Linked DNA regions of Homo sapiens: all the other regions are linked to region 1. A link is a contact called in ENCODE Hi-C or POLR2A ChIA-PET data. All regions are on one chromosome and are shown on one strand. Each heading gives the region's core, a stretch centred on a gene start or an enhancer-like site at or near the end of the contact. The rest is flanking DNA. Distances are from core to core; before and after follow the strand shown. Region 1 holds the start of ZC3H4 (zinc finger CCCH-type containing 4). Region 2 holds the start of AKT1S1 (AKT1 substrate 1). Region 3 holds the start of PRMT1 (protein arginine methyltransferase 1). Region 4 holds the start of PRR12 (proline rich 12).

What was found. Hi-C counts contacts between places; a loop is a spot of excess contacts on that map. ChIA-PET counts read pairs that join two places held with the same protein, here RNA polymerase II (POLR2A). Pooled maps may share reads with other maps.
Region 2: a loop to region 1 is called in a map of naive thymus-derived CD4-positive, alpha-beta T cell, with 33 times the contacts of the local background. The contact joins the promoter of AKT1S1 here to the promoter of ZC3H4 in region 1. A Hi-C loop is called at or near these places in 1 of 168 maps with a recorded cell type or tissue (naive thymus-derived CD4-positive, alpha-beta T cell), 1 of 37 single-sample maps with no recorded cell type and 9 of 50 pooled maps.
Region 3: a map of B cell shows a loop between it and region 1 (18-fold over the local background). The contact joins the promoter of PRMT1 here to the promoter of ZC3H4 in region 1. A Hi-C loop is called at or near these places in 1 of 168 maps with a recorded cell type or tissue (B cell) and 6 of 50 pooled maps. POLR2A ChIA-PET finds 5 or more read pairs at or near these places in 1 of 52 experiments (naive thymus-derived CD4-positive, alpha-beta T cell).
Region 4: a pooled map shows a loop between it and region 1 (17-fold over the local background). The contact joins the promoter of PRR12 here to the promoter of ZC3H4 in region 1. A Hi-C loop is called at or near these places in 1 of 37 single-sample maps with no recorded cell type and 6 of 50 pooled maps. POLR2A ChIA-PET finds 5 or more read pairs at or near these places in 1 of 52 experiments (naive thymus-derived CD8-positive, alpha-beta T cell).

The regions. Positions count from the first base shown.
Region 1 is chr19:47,111,026-47,115,588 of GRCh38, forward strand. It overlaps ZC3H4 (zinc finger CCCH-type containing 4), which reads right to left and starts at 2,751. Exons shown (of 15, transcript NM_015168.2): 1 at 2,695-2,751; 2 at 1,399-1,564. The coding sequence starts at 1,559. RefSeq lists enhancers at 928-1,656, 1,657-2,384, 2,264-2,423, 2,664-2,893 and silencers at 1,024-1,513, 1,764-1,853.
Region 2 is chr19:49,876,105-49,880,667 of GRCh38, forward strand. AKT1S1 (AKT1 substrate 1) reads right to left here and starts at 1,251. Exons shown (of 5, transcript NM_001098633.4): 1 at 1,133-1,251. It overlaps TBC1D17 (TBC1 domain family member 17), which reads left to right and starts at 1,598. Exons shown (of 17, transcript NM_024682.3): 1 at 1,598-1,640; 2 at 2,039-2,137; 3 at 2,394-2,468; 4 at 4,175-4,298. The coding sequence starts at 1,620. RefSeq lists enhancers at 1-831, 415-1,054, 1,235-1,574, 1,792-2,751 and a silencer at 1,795-2,084.
Region 3 is chr19:49,675,157-49,679,719 of GRCh38, forward strand. It overlaps PRMT1 (protein arginine methyltransferase 1), which reads left to right and starts at 2,115. Exons shown (of 11, transcript NM_001536.6): 1 at 2,115-2,160. The coding sequence starts at 2,125. RefSeq lists enhancers at 1,600-1,749, 1,754-2,485 and a silencer at 2,330-2,609.
Region 4 is chr19:49,589,197-49,593,759 of GRCh38, forward strand. It overlaps PRR12 (proline rich 12), which reads left to right and starts at 1,986. Exons shown (of 14, transcript NM_020719.3): 1 at 1,986-2,544; 2 at 4,131-4,243. The coding sequence starts at 2,459. It overlaps PRRG2 (proline rich and Gla domain 2), which reads left to right. Exons shown (of 7, transcript NM_000951.3): 6 at 704-856; 7 at 1,175-1,808. The coding sequence ends at 1,193. RefSeq lists silencers at 805-904, 915-1,074, 1,935-2,264, 2,425-2,674, 4,235-4,334 and enhancers at 2,658-3,157, 3,645-3,724.

The DNA.
Region 1 (4,563 bases), core at 1,501-4,000:
GAAGCCCTGGCTGAGACCCCCCGGCTAAGGAAGGGTCCTCAGCGGCTCCCCAGCCAGGGCTGCGACGGAGTAGCCATCTGTCCAGAGCGTTCTCTTCCCCTCTCCACCCCCATTCCCTCCAAGACTCGCTTTCCTGCCGGCTGAAACCCACCGTCCGTGTCCAAACCTACTCTCCAGCCGCCTCTTCTCTCGCCCCACCAGGAAACAGTGGGCGAACCCTGCACCCCAACTCCTTCTGCTCGAGCAGGGGAAGGAAACGGGGCCCCAACCTCGCCCTGAAACGCGCCGGGCTGACCCCATTATCACCCGCCAGCCAGAGAAGGGCGTGGGGGGCCCGCGTTTCGGACTTAATAAAGAGAAGGGGGCGCTTCCTTTAACGCCCTGCCAAAGCACAAGGAAATCTCCTTTTCTCTCCCGGAAGAGACGGTGCCCCATTTTACCCCGACAGAGGGGGGAACCCCAGGAGAAAGCGCGGGACCAACTTCCTCTCCCTACAAGGCAGGGAAACCAAACCTTACCCCCGCAAAACAAGGCTGAGAATCCTCCCTCACGTCACCTACCTACGAAAAGCGAGAGGACCCCTGCCCTTTAGCAAAAACACGGGGAAGAGTCTTCTCTAAAAAAATAGGCTGGGGTTTTCATCAAAAGGGCTGGAGATGCATCTCCCCCCTCCCCAATTCGGCCTTCTAGGGGATAGCTAAAAAACACCCCCCGCCAAAAAATACAAGTGCTATAGAGCACCCACCCAAATGACCCCCAATTACAAGGATGGAGAAGGGACCTGAATGAACCCCCACCTTCTGCCTCCTAAGCTAAAGTACCTATCATCCAAGTAGGACAGGGTGTGCCTCCCCCAGGAGAAAGGATACTGCCGGGGGCTGGGAGACCCCCAACCCCAAACCCCTAAGAGCGGGGCTGTTGTTCGAGATCCCCCCAAAAAGGGTCCGGAGCCCCTCCCCCATCCCCTTCCCCGAAGCCAGGCGACGGGCAAGCGGGCCCGTAGCTGCCAGCTCCGGGCGCAGGGGCAGCCAGGACCCCCGTGGGTCTCCGCAGCACCCCCCACGGCGCCCCCTCCCCAGGACAGGCGGACGGGCGCGGGGGGTCCGAGGGGCGCCTCCTCACCTTCCCCTCAGCATGGCGCCCAAAAAAGACAGAGCGAGAGCGAGGGAGAGCGGGCGAGCGCCGCGAGGGGGGGGAAACGCATGAGGCCGGGAGAGAAAGCAAGCGAGAAAGAGCGAGCGAGCAAGCGATCGAGAGACACCCACCGACCCCGCCCTTCCTCCTCCTCCTCCTCCTCCTCCTCCTCCGCGGCCCGGCCCAACATGGCGGCCGCCCCCCTTCCTCCTCCTCCTCTTCCTCCCCCCGGGGACGCAGCCCCGGCCCAACCGGGGGCCTGACCTGTCGTCAGGGAGCGGGAGGCGGTGGTGGAGGAGGTGCGGGGTGGCCGGGCGGGCGTCGGGGGAACACGGAGGAGGCGAAGGCGTTGATGGCGGCGGCGGCGATGGCGGCGGCGGCGACTCTGATGGCGGCGGCGGGGGGGTCCCGGGCGCGGCCTCCATAGTTCCTTTGGGGGGGAGGGGATGTTAATGCACGAAAAAGGACTGCTTGGGCGTGGCGGGAGGGGCACACTTAAGCTCGGAGGGCTCCTGATGGGAATGGGGTATATATTTTTTCGGTTTCGGAATCACCTCTGCGCTGACCTCCGCGTAGGCCGCACGGCCTAGGCCTCGGAGGGCCGCTCGCCGCCTGCTTTCTCCGCAGCCCACCCTTGCGGTCACTCGCTCACTGGCGCGGGGCCCTCATAGGGGCGAGAGCCCCCCCCCCACGCACCCCCGGGGGGCGGGACACCCGGGAGACACGGACACTGGTGGGTGGTTGGGTGTAATTAGCGCGGGCCGCGCGCGATGGAGCAAGCGAAGGGTAAGGGGAGAAGAGGAGAGCGAGCGAGGGGGGTGGGGGGTTAAAAAGAAAAAAAGGATTTGAGGGAGAGAGGGAACGGGCCGCGGAGACGGGCCGACTGTCTCCCTTCTCTGCCCGCCCTGGGTGCCCCGGCTGCCCGGCCCCCGCCGCAATCAGGAATTGACACAAAATGGCGGCTCGGCCCGAACCAGCCTAGAGGCTGAGGCGGGAGGAAGGGTGAGATGGGAGGGGGAACTGAGAGGCGGAGGCGGAGGCCGTGTCACGTGCAGGAGAGGGGTAGAGACCGCTTGCCCGAAGGCCGGCGGAAAGAGCCGAAGGCAAAGGGCGAGGCCGAGGGGAGGCGGAAATAGCCGAAAGGAGCTGAGCAGGAGCGAGGAGGCGACGGGGGAGAGCCAGAAAGAGCTGAAGGTGGTGATATGGGTGGGGCTAGAGAGAGCATGAGAAACCTAGGGGAGCCATAAATAGCCTAAGCCGATCGGGACCGGGGAAGGAGGAGAAACTGAGACGGTCCGGAAAGAGCCGAAAGCGGTGTCCGGGTGGGTGGCAGGAGGTGGAAACAGCCGAAAGAAAAGCAGCCAGGGTAATGCGATTAAGAGAATGAGCTGAACGGGCGGGGCTGAAGGGGAGAATAAACGACTTTCAGGAATTCGCCGGAGAGCAAGAGGGAAAAACCGAAAATTGCTAGTTTGAAGGAAGGCGGGAAGAGCCAATAGTTTTAGGTGGGAGAATGGGAGGGAAGGAATTCAGGCTACGGAGAGGGAAAAAAAAAATAACCGAAAGCTGGAGGCCAGGTGCCGAGAGTCGGAGGTTTCCGGAGAAGCGATGAAGCCCAGCCAGCCCGGAGGTGACGTCACTCGACAACCCAGTCGATGATGTCATCATTGGATGCGAGAGGGGCGGGGCTTGGTAGTCCCTCAGGGGAGTTTAAGGACCTGGGGTGTAGGACCCATGGAAGGCTCTCAAATAGCAGAGCTAGAAACACTGGCCGGTGTCGTAGACTGTACAAACAAAATCTTTTGACCCTCATAACCGTCCTAACATAAGCTGCTGCTATTCCCATTTGCAGACTGAAGTTCGGTGTTTTAAGTAATCGGTTCACGGTCATAGGATTAGTTCTAAAAAGCACAGCAAGATTTTTTTTTTAAGAGACAGAGTCTTGCTCTGTCGCCCAGACTGCAGTGCTGTGACACGATCATACCTCACTGTAACCTCGAATCCAGGGATCTTCCTTAAATACTTGTTAGCTCTTTCTACAGTGCCAGTCCCTGTGATGGAGCATGGGAACAGTTTCTGTCTTCATGGAACTTAACCGATAATGCCCCAAGGGAGAGAAACAGAGTTAAAGAATAAAGGGGGTGGGTGGAGTGTTAGAGGAGGGTCTTGTAATTGTTCTTTTAGGCTGGTACATGAAAAAGAAGAGATGGTTCCAGGCAGAAGAAATACCTTATTTCAGGCGGGGCGATGTTGCTCACGCCTGTAATCCTAGCACTTTGGGATGCCGGGGCGGGCGGATCGCTTGAGCTCGGGTTGGAGACCAGCCTGACGAACATGGTAAAACCCCTTCTCTACTAAAAATACAAAAATTAGCAGGACATGATGGCTCACACCTGTAGTCCCAGCTGCTCGGGATGTTGAAGAGGGAGAATCGCCCGATCCCGGGAGGTCGCGAGGCTGCAGTGAGCCGAGATTATGCCACTGCACTCCAGCCTGGGCAACAGAGTGAGACTCTTGTCTCAAAAAAAAAAGAAAAGAAATACCTTATTTCAGGCCCTGACAAAGCAAAGACCACTTAGATTCCAGGAAGAGAGAAAAACCGTGTCAACAGTGATAAATCTGGAGACAGAGGCACCATGTGACTTCCTGGTATATTGATCCTACTTTTTTTTTTTTTTTTTTGAGGCAGAGTCTCGCTCTGTCGCCCAGGCTGGAGTGCAGTGGCGCGGATCTCGGCTCACTGCAAGCTCCGCCTCCCGGGTTCACGCCATTCTCCTGCCTCAGCCTCCCAAGTAGCTGGGACTACAGGCGCCCGCCACCACGCCCAGCTGATTTTTTGTATTTTTAGTAGAGACGGCGTTTCACCGCGTTAGCCAGGATGGTCTTGATCTCCTGACCTCGTGATCCGCCCGCCTCGGCCTCTCAAAGTGCTGGGATTACGGGCGTCAGCCACCGCGCCCAGCGGATCCTACTGTTTTTTAAATGTTCCAGCTGGCAGCGGGGCGTGGTGGCACACACCCATAATCCCAACACTTTGGGAGGCCGAGGCTGGCGGATCACTTGAGGTCAGGAGTTTGAGATCAGCCTGGCCAACGTGACGAAACCCCGTCTCTACTAAAAAGACAAAAAATTAGCCAGGCATGGTGTGGCGCGCCTGTAATCCCAGCTACTTGGGAGACTGAGGCAGAAGAATCGCTTGAACCTAGGGGGTGGAGGTTGCAGTGAGCCAAGATGGCACCACTGCACTCCAGCCTGGATGACAGAGCAAGACTCCGTCTCAAAAAAAAAAAAAAAAAAAAAAAAAAATTAGCCAAGCGTGGTGGCCGGCACCTGTAATCACCAGTTACTCGGGAAGCTGAGGGGAGAATCGCTTGAATCCGGGAGGCAGAGGTTGCAGTGAGCTAAGATCATGCACTCCAGCCTGAGTGA
Region 2 (4,563 bases), core at 1-2,500, 2.8 Mb after region 1:
CCCACACCCCAAGATGTGAGGAACCTGAGCATGAACGCGGTAGCCATGGGGTGAGCGCCTGGGGCCACGCTCAGCTGCCCCGAGACCTCCCAACCTCGCCCGGGGTCCAGGGAGGACCCACTGGTCTAGGAAGAAAACAGGAAATCCCGCCCAGACGGAGGCCAGGACCGGAAGTCCCGCCTTTGGACGGGTGAGGGGCGCCCCGAGGCCCCCCAAACCATCCCCCGACCCCGTGGACGTGGTCCACGGCCCAGGTAGAGATCCCAGGCGCTCTGGAACCGCAAGGTGAGACTGTCTACGATTTGCCTCAGGTCTGACAGGACGATTCCCACGGGCGACCCCCTTCCAGCGCTCAGCAAAGGATCGCTGGCAGACCTCTGCCCTCTGATCTGTGCAGGCCATACCCCTCCCGTGAGCCGCTCGCCCTCCCAGCGCCCCGCTGCCTCAGGACGGCCAAATCCTCCCCACACCGCGGTTAACAACGCCGCCTCCACTCACGTGCCCGTAGCCAGCATGGCCGGCCCGGCGCCGTCACCGCCCTCAAAAGACATGGCGGCGCCTTGCGTCACGTCCGCGCAGTTGCCCCGCCTCCTCTCCGCACACTCCGCCTCCCTTATCGGGGCCGCCCGAGATCAAGATGGCGGCCACAGGGGCTTCATCCGAACCAGTTGACAAGGGTGACGACAGCTTGCCCCTAAGAAAAATGGCCCCGCCTAGAGCATTTCCATTTGCCCCCAACAATAATGGCCGTCCTCATATGCTCAATCATGACCACAGTAAACGAAGGCAAGCGACCTGACGTCCCTGACCCACAATAAACTTCTTCGACAAAAGTAGAGGAAATCGGTGCTCGTTAACAACATGGCAGCCAACCGGGCTTAATCAGCCCATAGTGTATATTGGCTCTCCCTCCCTCCAACCTGCTCCCATTCGGCACGAAGGCTGGCAAAGATCCAACACGGCAGCATTTCTTGCTTCGGTTTGCCAGGCTTCAAAATGGCGGCTCAGCCCGCTTTCTCGCGACGGTGACTCAGAAATTCGTCCGGGGCCGCTTCGTTTCTGGGGGCACTGACGGCTTCATCCCGTTATCCTGAGTCCCTCAGTGCCTCTTGTGGTGTACAGCTCCTCTCACCTCCTCTTCTCTTATCCGTTCGGCTCTTCCAGCTGTCGCGCCCCGCAGAGAGATGGGACAGCCCCGTATTAACATGGCCTTAGCTGACCGGCTTAGGCCATGCCCTCGAGCAAAATGGTACCTCCTTGGCTTCAATTCCAGTATACAATATGGAGAAGGAAGTGGGCGTTTCAAGGCGTGCTTGCCCCAGGTGGTGCAGCTCTCAGACCCTCCCACTTGTTTACTTCGTGGCGAGAGGGCGAACACTGCGCCTGCGCACTCTCCGTAGCCGGATCCACCTTCAGCGTCTGCGCCACGTGACTCCGATCCACCCTCGAGGTTCCAGTGGAATAACCCCCTTCTGAAAAATGGTTTCACCCGCTCCTTCTCTAGAACGGGTCGGGCCGCTACCACTGTCCGGCCCGGAGGGGAACTGTTTTCTCCGGAAGTGACAACACGCTGACTAGGAAAAGGAGGAGGCGGGGCAGTGGGGCCTTCGGCGGCGACTATGGAAGGAGCCGGCTACAGGGTAAGCACTGAGGACGCATTCCCTCGCTTCAGTGTATGCGAAACGCCCCGTCTAGTGATCAGCTCTTCTCTCAGGCCTTGGCTCTCGAGAATCCGGCACGGCCTTGGCAAACACCGATCTCTTATAAACGCGCCGTCACCCTCCCGTCCACCGCCCCAGGGAAGAACCTCCCATGGCCCCGCCCCCCCGGCTCAGGCGACTCCTTGAGCCCTGCCCCCTGTGGAACGCACGTCAGCATCCGAACGCGGGCTGGACCATTCTCCCCGCCTTGGTCCCGGGGCAATGGCCCTCCCGGCCCCGCCCCCTGAGGGTGGCTCCTCCCTGGGCCCGTCCCTATTGGCTCCCCAGGCTGGTCCCCTCGCTTGGGCCCCAGCCCTCGCTGGTTCCCCCCAACTCAGGTGGTGTTTGAGAAGGGCGGAGTGTACCTGCACACCAGCGCTAAGAAGTATCAGGACCGAGACTCTCTCATCGCTGGTGTCATCCGTGTCGTGGAAAAGGTGCGCTGGGAGGGAGCAGGGCTCGGACCCGCTCCGAGCGGGATGCAGGCGGTCTGGGATGCAGGCGGCAGCTGTAGGAGTTTGGTCTGGCGGTCAGCAGTGGGACCTGAAGAAGGCTGGGTGTGGGAACTGGAATGAGGGGCGGGACTTTGAAAGGCTGAGGGTAGAAACTGGGAAAGTTTGGAAATTTGCAACGGAAAGTTTTGGGAATGTGGTTTGGGGAGCGCCTCTAACCCCGCCTCCCTCCTTACCCTAGGACAATGACGTCCTCCTGCACTGGGCTCCTGTAGAGGAGGCTGGAGATTCCACCCAAATCCTCTTCTCCAAGAAGGTAGGCTCCACCCGCTTTGCCCTTCTCCACTCGCTTTTTTTCTAGGTCCGTGCTGTTGTAAGTCATTTGAGGGACCTGCGTACAATCCCAGACCTACTCGTGGGGCATGTGTGACCCTGTTTAGGCTTGGGTACTCTGCCTCTCCTTTTGCTCCTCTCTGTGAAATGGGCAGAGGATGCCCATTCAAGGAAAAAGAGCAGGGAGCATAAGACGCACGGTCGTGGGGACGGCTGACCCCTCTCTCCCTTTGCTTCTTGGGAGATCCCTGCCAGGGTGCAAGATGTGGATTCGAGTTGCTTGAAGGGAAATGGCATTTCCTCTGGTGCCAGAGGACAGGGCCTGACAGCCTACTCACCCACTTCGTCACTGCTCCCGGCTTTCCCTTCGTTATGTCTCCTGGGACTTCCCATGGCTGGACCCCGTCCTGGGCAATTCTGAGACCCAGAGATAAGTCAGATCCAGACCCACCTAAGCCCTGACCCTTACTCACTTTTTGAGAAACTGATAGATGAGGTCGAAAACGCTAGGAAGTGTTGGAACTTTTTGCACCCAGACAGTCTGATTCCAGATCCCCAACGCTTCCTGGGAGAGCAGACATTTGAGCTGGGACTCCCAGGATATGAAAGGACAAGAAGGTATTTCAGGGACAGCAGAACAACCTTCAAGGCACACGGAGAAGTTGGATGCCTCTGTAGGGGGGTTCTTTAGTGGGGAATGAGACCTCCATTGGAGCTGATGAGTTCCACCCAGGGGCCGGAAGTCAGTCGGCACCCACAGAGCTAGTGACGAGACACTGGAAGGCTGAGCTGACCACCTGCGCTGCCCCAGGGCAGGAGGATGAAGATGAAGATGAAGATGACTCTCCACCTTGCTCCACAGCCAAACACAGCCAAGGCACCAGGAAGTTGCGTTACATCACTTCCGCTTTCCAGGTTGGCCTGCATCTGGTTGGTAGAATTTGTCCTGTGTCCTGGATTCCAGCTGCAAAGAAACCTGGGAAATGTAGTGTGTTTTTTTTGTTGTTGTTATTGTTTTTTTTTTTTTTTTTTGACAGTCTCACTGTCTCAAAAGAGTGCAAAGTGGTATCTTATTGTGGTTTTGGTTTGTATTTACCTGGTGAGTACAACAGTGTCCATTGAGCACTCCGCAGCCTGACTGCAGAGCCACCTGCTGTGTAGCATGGACCTCCCCATGCAGTGGGAGACATGGGGTCAAGTCCTGGCTCGCTCTCTGGCTGCATTGGGTGACCCTGAGCAAGTGCTGTACTTTCTTTTTTCTTTTTTTTTTTTTTTTTTTAATGAGACAGAATTTGCTCTTGTTGCCCAGGCTGGAGTGCAATGGCGCCATCTCAGCTCACTGCAACCTCCGCCTCCCAGGTTCAAGCGATTTTCCTTTCTCACCCTCCCGAGTAGCTGGGATTACAGGCATGCGCCACCATGCCTGGCTAATTTTTTTGTATTTTTTTAGTAGAAACGAGGTTTCTCCATATTGGTCAGGCTGGTCTCGAACTCCCGACCTCAGGTGATCCGCCCGCCTCAGCCTCCCAAAGTGCTGGGATTACAGGCGTGAGCCACCGCACCCGGCCTGCTGTACCTTCTTTGTGCCTCAGTTTCCCTCTTTATTCAATGGGGCTATCTTCCAGGGTAGCCTCGAGGCTAAGATCTGAATCCATGGCCCCTTACTGTCTGCTCCTTTCCTCTCCTAAGGACTCCAGTGGGGGTGACTCATGTGCTTCTGAGGAGGAACCAACCTTTGACCCCGGCTATGAACCTGACTGGGCTGTCATCAGCACTGTGCGGCCACAGCTCTGCCACTCAGAGCCCACGAGAGGTAGGCTGAGGTGGCGGCCCTTGAGAAGCACGTGTGGGCCAGGTAGGACACATCTTGCCCTCAGTGGTCACGGTCCCAAGGGCTTTGCTGCCCACAATCAAGAAGGCCACCAGTCACCACCTTCCAGTCCCAGGAGCATGGAAGTGAATGGGAAGACAGGACTGTCCCAGCCCAGGTCAACATGGCCAGTGTCTCTGAGACTGCAGCCTTGCTCATCCTACTGGGCTCCCGGATTGGCTGTGGGTGCTCCCACACCAGGCCTGCC
Region 3 (4,563 bases), core at 865-3,364, 2.6 Mb after region 1:
ATATTTGCAGCTGGGCTCCTCTTGCTTCAGCTCAAACACTGGAAACAAATGTCCTTTTCTTGGTTTGTTTAGTGCCATGCTTTTCAATTTTTTTTTTTTTTTTTAAAGTTAGAGTCTCGGTCTGTCGCTCGAGCTGGAGTGCAATGGCTTCATCCTGGCTCACTGCAACCTCCACCTCCTGAGCTCAAGCGATTCTCCTGCCTCAGCCTCCCAAGTAGCTGGGATTACAGGCGTGTGCCACCAGTCCTGGCTAATTTTTTTATTTTTATTTTTATTTATTTTATTATTTTTTGAGATGGAGTCTCGCTGTGTCGCCTAGGCTGGAGTGCAGTGGCACCATCTCAGCTCACTGCAACCTCTGCCTCCCGGGTTCACGTGATTCTCCTGCCTCAGCCTCTGGAGCAGCTGGGACTACAGGCGCCCACCACCACACCCGGCTAATTTTTGTTTTTTTAGTAGAGACGGGGGTTTCACCATATTGGCTAGGCTGGTCTCGAACTCCTGAGCTTGTGATCCGCCCACCTCAGCCTTCCAAAATGCTGGGATTACAGGCGTGAGTCACCGCGCCCGGCCAAATTTTTTTTTTTTTTTTTTTTGAGACAAGAGTCTCGCTCTGTCACCCAGGCTGGAGTGCAGTGGCGCGATCTCAGCTCACTGCAAGCTCCGCCTCCCGGGTTCACGCCATCCTCCTGCCTAAGCCTCCACGCCCGGCTAATTTTTTGTATTTTTAGTAGAGACGGGGGTTTCACCATGTTAGCCAGGATGGTCTCGACCTCCTGACCTTGTGATCCGCCCGCCTCGGTCTCCCAAAATGCTGGGATTACAGGCGTGAGCCACCGCGCCCGGCCGCCTGGCGTAATTTTTGTATTTTTAATAGAAATGGGGGTTTCACCATGTTGCCCAGACTGGTCTCGAACTCCTGATGTCAAGTGATCCGCCTGCCTCCGCCTCCTAAAGTGCTGGAATTACACCCGTGAGCCATCGCGCCCGAACCCTATTGTAAATTTTAAGTCTCAGGCGTTTGCCAGCGGCACGCCAGAGAGTATAGCCTGCGCGGAGGCCCAGAAACCAAAGAGCGAGCTCATTCCGGGATTGGAGAGAAGTGTGAGCAGAGGGAAGTAGAGGGATCGGGGAGAGGAGGGGCAGGACCCACGCATTCGGCCCTTTGCATTCAGCTTCATTCAACTAGGAACTTTTTCTGCAAATCAAGGAAAGCTTCCCGGAGGAAGTGGTGCCTAAGCTGTGCTCTGATTCACGTTTAGAAGCTGACCAGACAAAGAGAGGTGGGCGTTCCTGGCAGGGGGAGGGACTTGGCAAAAACCAAGTGGCTTGAGAGGGGTTGATGGTTTTAAAAAACTTGGAATGATTATGTCAAGGGCTAGGGATTTAATGTGTTGACGACGGACTCCTATTCCTCACTTGCTTCGGGACCCCAGCTATGCCCTTCCTCTCTCTGGGCCTCTCACCGATTCCGTTTTTCCCCCAGGTAATGAGCACAAGCTCCCTTTTTCCTCCAGACTCCCCCCGGGTTGGGAGGATCCACCGAGTGGACGAGGAGTGATAATTCCTTTGAGCCAATCGTTGGTGCCTGAAGCCCCGCCTTCTTCCCTACCCGTGGGCCAATTGCCGTGTTCTCCTTGAGGCCGGCCGCTTGGCGAGGGTGGGCCAAAGGCTGCGTGACGTCGCTTCCGGATAAACCAATGGCAGCGATTAGGAGGCGGGTCGTTTTGGTGATGGACAGGTGTTTCAAGACGCCCCTTTAGCGCGGGGCTCCCCGGGAAGCTTTGAGGCGGTGCTGGGTGTAAAGGGGAGGGCATTCCTGGTGGATTTTGCCCAATCACCAGTCGCGCTTCTTGCAATAGACGGGCAGTTTTCCCCATCCCGGGTCGACTTGAGGGGGCGGGATTCTGGACGCCAGAGTTGGCAAACCCCTGACCTATGATGGACGTATTCTCTAGCCAATTACTAGACGGTATTCTCAGACGGGCCGCCTCCATTGCCAATGAAATCTTCCAGCGGGGTCGCGGTAGGCGGGCCGTGGACCCTCTGGTATAAGGCGGTCCCGGGGGAGTGAGGAGAAAGGGGGGGTCTTGGCGGCCGGAGGAGGAGTAGGTGCGGGTGAAGATGGCGGCAGCCGAGGCCGCGAACTGCATCATGGAGGTGAGCGCTTGGAGCGCCGCCGTGGGCGGGAGGCGGCTTTGGGTCGGTGTTTCACGCCTCTGTGGTGGGGAAAGGGCTCTAAGTTGGCGATATGGGGTTGGAGGTCCCCCGCCGCACACGGGGGCGCCGCACGTTCCACATCCGGGGATATCGTTTGAGGTGACGGCTCCCTAGCTTCCAAGGGCCTTCGGCATCCGGCCTAGCGGAGGGTCTTATCCCCCCTCCCACGTGGAGGAGGGCTGGGGGCGCTTCCGGCCAGGCCCCCACGTGGCCGCTGCGCGGTGGGTGGGGAGGGGGTGTGCCGAGTCCAGTGGCCCGGCGGGCTCCACGTGCGGGACAAAGGCCCCGCCCCCGGCCGGGGAGGGGCGCCCAGGGGGGCGGGGAGGGGGTCCGACCCTCCTGACGCCCCCAGCCCTCCTCCCCGGGGACCTGGGCACACGCCGTGGGGTGTGATCGACCTGGGGCCCTCCACGATGTGGGGAGTCTCTTGGGAGGAGCAGTGCTTCTCAGCCCTTTACCAACCTCCTTCCGAGCTCCGGGGGCATCTGTTGGGATATCGGACCCGGTTTTGTGCGTTCTGGGTTAGGGACTGGAGGAAAACCAAGAATGGGGTCCCCCGCCGACCCCGTTTCCCCTCCCAGAATTCTCCCCCTCGCCCAGGGCTTTAGGAGTTGGGGGATGGGGCATGCCCCTGTGACCTCCCTCTGGGTGGTGGTGGGGCATCTAGATAGAGATTTTCCCATTAATAGGCGCCGTGCACCCCCTTGTGGCCATTTCTGGGTGTGTGGGAGGGACATCTTTTTCATGGGGCGTGTCCTGAAGCCCACCTCCCCTCGGATTTCTTCCTGGCGGGCGGAGGGAGGAGGGTATGTCCGCTGGGAAGGAGTTGTGGGAAATATGTAGGCTGAGAGCTTTACCCTACTGGAGCCGTTTATCTCCCCCGGGTCTTTGTGAGGGTGCGAGATGACCTCCTTCTTCCTGAAGCCCTGTGCAGGGTCCTGAGCCCTGGGGTCCTGAGAGTGGGTGCCTGAAATGGTTTCGAGTGAGGTTTGGTTCTCGTGCAGCCATGTGGGGGAGGTTTCAGTCTTGCGTTTCAAGCCCTCTGGGGCTGGGGTTGTCTGGCGGTAGTTTTCAGTGGTATTGAGAAATAGGCCCGAGTGGGAAACCCCCTCAGCACCTTTCTTCTTATAGGCATCCCCGCTAGCTTGGGAGAGCTGGAGGGAGGGTGCTTGGAGCCTAGTAGGTCATGGCCTGTGACGTGGCCCTTCTTGGAGACTTGGATAGTGGTCACATCTGGAAGAGATGTAATCTGATGGGGCCTCTGTCCTTCCACCCCTTACCTATGGCATTGGCTGGAGGGGCAGGTCAGCTCTCAGCTGTCAGGATGCAGCTCCCAGGGGTCACTGTAATGACTTCCCACCCTCTTGGCTGTCTCCTGCACCTGGGGCTCTATGGATGGAGGAAATAACTTTCCCAGAGGTGGCCTCAGGCTTGGCCGCACCTGGAAGTCTTCAGGGCCTGGGATGGGTGTCTGAATGGGGGCGATGGCCTGACTCCCCAAGCCACTTTTTTTTTTTTTTTTTTTGAGACGGAGTCTTACTCTGTCACCCAGGCTGGAGTGCAATGGCTTGATCTCGGCTCATTGCAACCTCCGCCTCCCGGGTTCAAGCGATTCTCCTGCTTCAGCCTCCTGAGTAGCTGGGATTACAGGCACCCGCCACCAGGCCCAGCTAATTTTTGTATTTTTAGTAGAGATAGGGTTTCACCATGTTGGTCAGGCTGGTCTCAAACTCCTGACCTCAGGTGACCCACCTGCCTCGGCCTCCCAAAGTGCCGGGATTGCAGGTGTGAGCCACCGTGCCCCCAAGCCACTTTCTGGAGTCCTCTCATTCTTAGAGGGTCCAGGAGCTGCCCATCTTCCCTGGGACCCTACCTTCGTGGGCAGAGGGTCATAAGGGAGGGGGTTGGTTCCAGCTGGTTTTGTTTGGGGCTCCTGAGTCCAAGGCAGGAGCTGGGGTCTGGGGTACTAGCTCTGGGGAAGTACCCGTGTGCCACACCTCTATTCTGGAATCCTCTCAGACATGAGACTGGTTTGCAGAGGTGGCAGATGCCCTGTGGGCATATCCTGCCAGCCCCGCTCCCTTCTGCTATTCATGGCACCCTAGGATAGGGGTGTGTGTGTCAGGAAGTGTCACCTAATCTGGAGGAGATTAGGTGATGAGAGGGAGCGACAGCTGGCGGTGGTGGGTGCCAATTCCCCTGGCCTGGATGGGGGAGGTGTGTGGTCAGCTGCCTGGCCAGAGAGGGGCAGCGTGGGGGTGGGCCACCATCTCTCCAGCCACAGCTGGGATAGGAGACCCCCCTTTCTTCTCCCCTCACTTTTCCCACCCTTTCTTAAACACC
Region 4 (4,563 bases), core at 736-3,235, 2.5 Mb after region 1:
GGCTCACTGCAACCTCTGCCTCCCGGGTTCAAGTGATTCTCCTGCCTCAGCCTCCAGTGTAGCTGGGATTATAGGCGCACTCCACTACGCCCAGCTAATTTTGTATTTTTAGTAGAGATGGGTTTCTCTATGTTGGTCAGGCTGGTTTCGAACTCCTGACCTCAGGTGATCTGCCCGCCTTGGCCTCCCAAAGTGCTGGGATTACAGGTGTGAGCCACCACGCCTGGCCCTTTTTTTTTTTTTTTTTTTTAAAAAAAGACAAAGTCTCACTCTGTTGCCCATGTTGGAGTGCAGTGGCCGGTTCACAGTTCACTGCAGCCTCAATTTCCTGGGCTCAAGAAATCCTCCCACCTCAGCCTCCTGAGGAACTAGAGCTACAGGTGTGCGCCATGCACCCGGCAGGGCTGTCTTTTTCTCTATTGCTCTGCCTGTATCTGGTGCACATGAGTGTGTCTGAATAAGAGTGTGTCTCTGTGGTTGCTGATTTCTGTGTCTACCTGTCTGTGTGCAGCTGCCTGTCATTTGAGGCGCTTTTCTGTGTGTAAGGCTAGGCTGAAGGTGACCCTCCTTTTCTGAAGTCCACCTCCCTTCCAGCTCTGTCCCAGTGTCACCCTGAGTCTCCGTCTCCTAGATCCCCTCTCTTCCTCCCTAGTCTAGGTATCCTGTAAGTTGCCTCTGCTAACTGTACCTTTGCTGTCCCCAGGGCCGGGCTCATTAGCCCTCTGAGTCCTTTGAACCCTCTGGGCCCACCGACGCCCCTGCCTCCACCCCCACCCCCACCCCCAGGCCTCCCCACCTATGAGCAGGCGCTGGCAGCCTCTGGGGTACACGACGCACCTCCACCCCCCTACACCAGGTATGGGGCGTGGCTTCTGCCCGGGGGCGGGGCGCAGAGGGGTGGGCACGTTGGAGGAGGAACCTGGGCTCAGGGGCGGGACTTGGAATTTGGGCCTTCTTACCTGGGGCGGGGCTTGGAGTGCGGGGGCGGGGCCCCATGCAATGGTCTAGGGGCGTGGCCCAGCGTTGTATGTGTGGAGCCGTATAGGAGGGTGGGGCCTGTGCCCAGAGGGTCCTGGATTGGCTGAGACGCCAAGGGCGGTCGGAGTGGTCCTGGTTGAAGGGGGGAGAAAAACAGCCAGATCTTTGACTCCCTAGTGTGCCTTTCCTCTTGCAGCCTCAGGAGGCCTCACTGAAGAGCTGCTTTCGAGACCCGGCTCTCCGAACCGTGCCCCTGATTCATACCGGATTCCGGAAGCCGCTAGGCCTCATAGACGCCGAAGCTGGACTTGGAGTGGGGAATGGTGGGAGTAGGGGTCATCCGGCCCGAGGCCTGCCCTGGCACACGCGTTTCCGCCGCGTATGGATATACACATGTTTTCGGCAACGTGTTCCCGTGTCCTGGCCCCTCACGGGCCCCCACACTCTCCTGACCGTGAGGGCACTGGTCAGTTCCGCCCCCGTGGTAGGCAGACGCGCGGGGAAATTCGGACCCAGGAGCCCAGCCCCGGCTGTGCCATCTTGTGTATGGGCAGATATGACCTGACAGCCCCCTCCAGTGCCACAGGGTACGCACACGCAGAGCCCCGCCTGTGCACACGCGTGTCTTCGTGCACTCCCCGTGCGGTACAGGGGCACTTCGTAACCCAGGGAAAGGGCGGGGGGCATATTTGCAAGCGCGCTCGGTGCGGGCAGGCTCGCATTGCACCCAGGGAGCTGGAGTTGAGCTGTTCCCCTAAATAAAAACCCTTCGGAAAGGAGACCAAAAAAAGCAGAAATAATGCAAAAAATAATAATGAAATGAACTGCGATCCCGGGCGCATCGGAACTGGTTTTCTGTGCAAACGCGCCCTACACCCCCAGGCCCTGCTCGCGCTCAGTCTCTCTCTCACTCTCCCTTTTTTTTTTTTTTTTTTTGCATTTGCACGGGATTGTGGGAGGAAGCGGAGCGCAGCCAGACACCCCGCCGCCCGCCCCCCCTTCCCCTCCCCCCTCCCCCAGCCGCCTTGTGCAAAGATGGCTGCACCGTGAGCGCAGAGGAGGAGGAGGCGGCGGCGGCGGCGGCGAGAGAGCGAGCACCCAGCGCCTGCACCCACCCCGGGGCCGCCCGGGACGCCCCCTCCCGAGCGCGCGCCCCCCCTTTTCTCTCGCAAGCGCCGGGGCAAAGGCGGAGACAGCGGGGTCCCTCCTCCCCCCTTCCCTCCTCTAGGGGGAACCCCCCTTCCCCCTTCCTTGGCTCAGCGACTGCACCCCCTCCCTTGCCCGCCCCTCCGCCCCTGCCCCCTCCCTCCCCCGCCCGGGGCCTTCCCGGGCCTTCGGCGGCTGCAAAGAAAAAAAGAGAGAGAGAAAAGGGGGGAAAAAAAAGCAGCAGCGGAGGGAGCGGCGGCGGAGGAGAGCGCGCGCGCGCCCCCTCCCTCCCTCCCTCCCTCCCCCTCCCCCCAATTTCCACCGCGGCCAATTCATGGACAGGAACTACCCCAGCGCCGGCTTCGGGGACCCGCTCGGCGCCGGGGCGGGATGGAGTTACGAGAGGTCAGCGAAAGCTAGGTAAGGAGCTGAGGGTGGCCTAGAGAAGGGGGCCAAGGGGTGGGAGCCCAGCCGGGCCGGGCCGGGCCGGGCCGGGCCCGCCCGGCGACGCGTGCATCGCAAACTCCCCTCCGGCTTGCAAGGGAGCGGCCTTCCTCGGTTTGTAACAACGCCGCCGCCCCAGTTTGCAAATTGCAAACTCCGCCAAAGCCAGCTCCGGCATGCAAAGGGAGAATTGCAGCGGGAAAATGGGGGTGCAAAACAATTTCGGACGGGAAGGCCTTGGGAAGGTGGGAGGGACTGGCGAAGCAAGGCCTGGACTTCCCCCCATCCTTGGATTCCCGGCTTGGTGACCCCTCCCCCCCGCGCCCCAGGCACTGCTCTTGCAAAGGTGGGAAGAAGAGAAGAATTAGAACGCAGATCTGGGGGGCGCGAACCCCCTCTCAGGTCCTATTGTTCCGGGACTGTGCGAGGCCGCGCCACTAGGCGCCCCCCCAAGAATTCCGCGCGCAGAGTGGGCACGGGGCCCCGCCCCCTTCCTAAGCTGGGGTTGTGTGTGTGTAAGGGAGGGGGTCAGGCGTCTGGGACACGCCCCCTTTAATGCCCCCACCCCCAAAGGCAGAGAATCCTAGTTGATCGCAAGGAGTGGAGCGTTTGCCCTCTTGAGTCTGGCCACGGACTGGTGCCGTTGCATGGGAAGAGTCGGATGTTTCCCGGGTGTGTGTTTGTGTGTCTGAGCGTGGGCCCTGTGCGTGCGTGGCTGGCAGCGTGTTCACCTGTGAATCTGCCCCTTTCCTGTTGCTTATTGGTGTGGCGCCCTCACACTTCACCTATCCCCAGCACCTCCCCCCCAACACACCTGGATTTCCCAGCAGGGCATAACCCCAAGTGTGTCAGGATTTTCCGTGTGGGATTCCTCCGTCTATATCTTTTCTTCCCCACGGGTGAGTTGGATACCCGTTTGCACACATACCTGGCATTGCATGGGCCCATGCATTTGAACCTCAACCCCCGGGGATGGTCGGTGTTCTTGTTCACACTTGTACCTGGTACTTTCCCCAGGTCTTATTCCCTCTTCTCTCCACCCCCCAAACCGTTGCCGCTTGGGAACCGATCTTCCTCCTGCTCCCAACTTGTTCTGCACCACCCCATGAAGTTCAGGGCCTATGTGTTCCCGTGTGTCTACGGAAGAGGAGGCGTCCATGTGGACCTCTGGCGTTGGCCCCATAGCCTGTGTCGCCGGAACGGGGGCTGGGGGGGGTTTGTGGGGTCGACGGGGGAGGGCTCTCATTTGCAAATCAAGACGCTTGCTCTGCCTTGGACCCTCTTCTGTGTGTTAGTCTCGTCTCTGAGCATGCCTGTTTGTAAACGTGAGACTATCCGGGCTCTCTTTATTCGGGCTCTGGAGTGGGGGCCATTTCTGTGGCTCTTTAGTTGAGCACCCCGATTCCCTTGTGTTCTCCCCTTTAGGGCCTACGGTTCCTTAGCTTAACACCCCCCACCCCGGTCAGCTGGAAGGGTCCCCCCAACTCCCCGGGGGGTTTTCTGAGCTTCCTTCTCAGAAGGCAGCTTGGAAGAACCCCCTGACGTCTCCCCTTTCCCCCCAGCTTGGTTTATGGCAGCTCCAGGACCTCGCACCCCGAGACGGACATCTTACACCGCCAGGCCTATGCGGCCCCCCACCCACTGCAAAGCTATGCCACCAACCACCACCCGGCAGGTACGGCCCCCATCCCGCCCCGCTTTGGGCTGGCCCTCCCCCTCCCCCCGAGGCAGCTGATTGGCTGTTGAAAGTTCCGCCCCTCCTAATTGGCCGTGGCCCGTGCCGTGGCCCGCCCCTTGCTGTGTCTCCTCTGATTGGTTGCCTTTGAGGCTGCTGGTCGCTGCTTCATTTCTCGCCGGATTCGTCCGCCCCTGCCTCGCCCCTCCCCTTTCGCTCCAATTGGCCCTGTTACCATCAGCCCCCAAATCCCACCTTCTCTTCCAGGCTTTTCCGCCTCTCCCCAACCCACCCCAATTCTTTCCCTCTGGGTTTGCCCT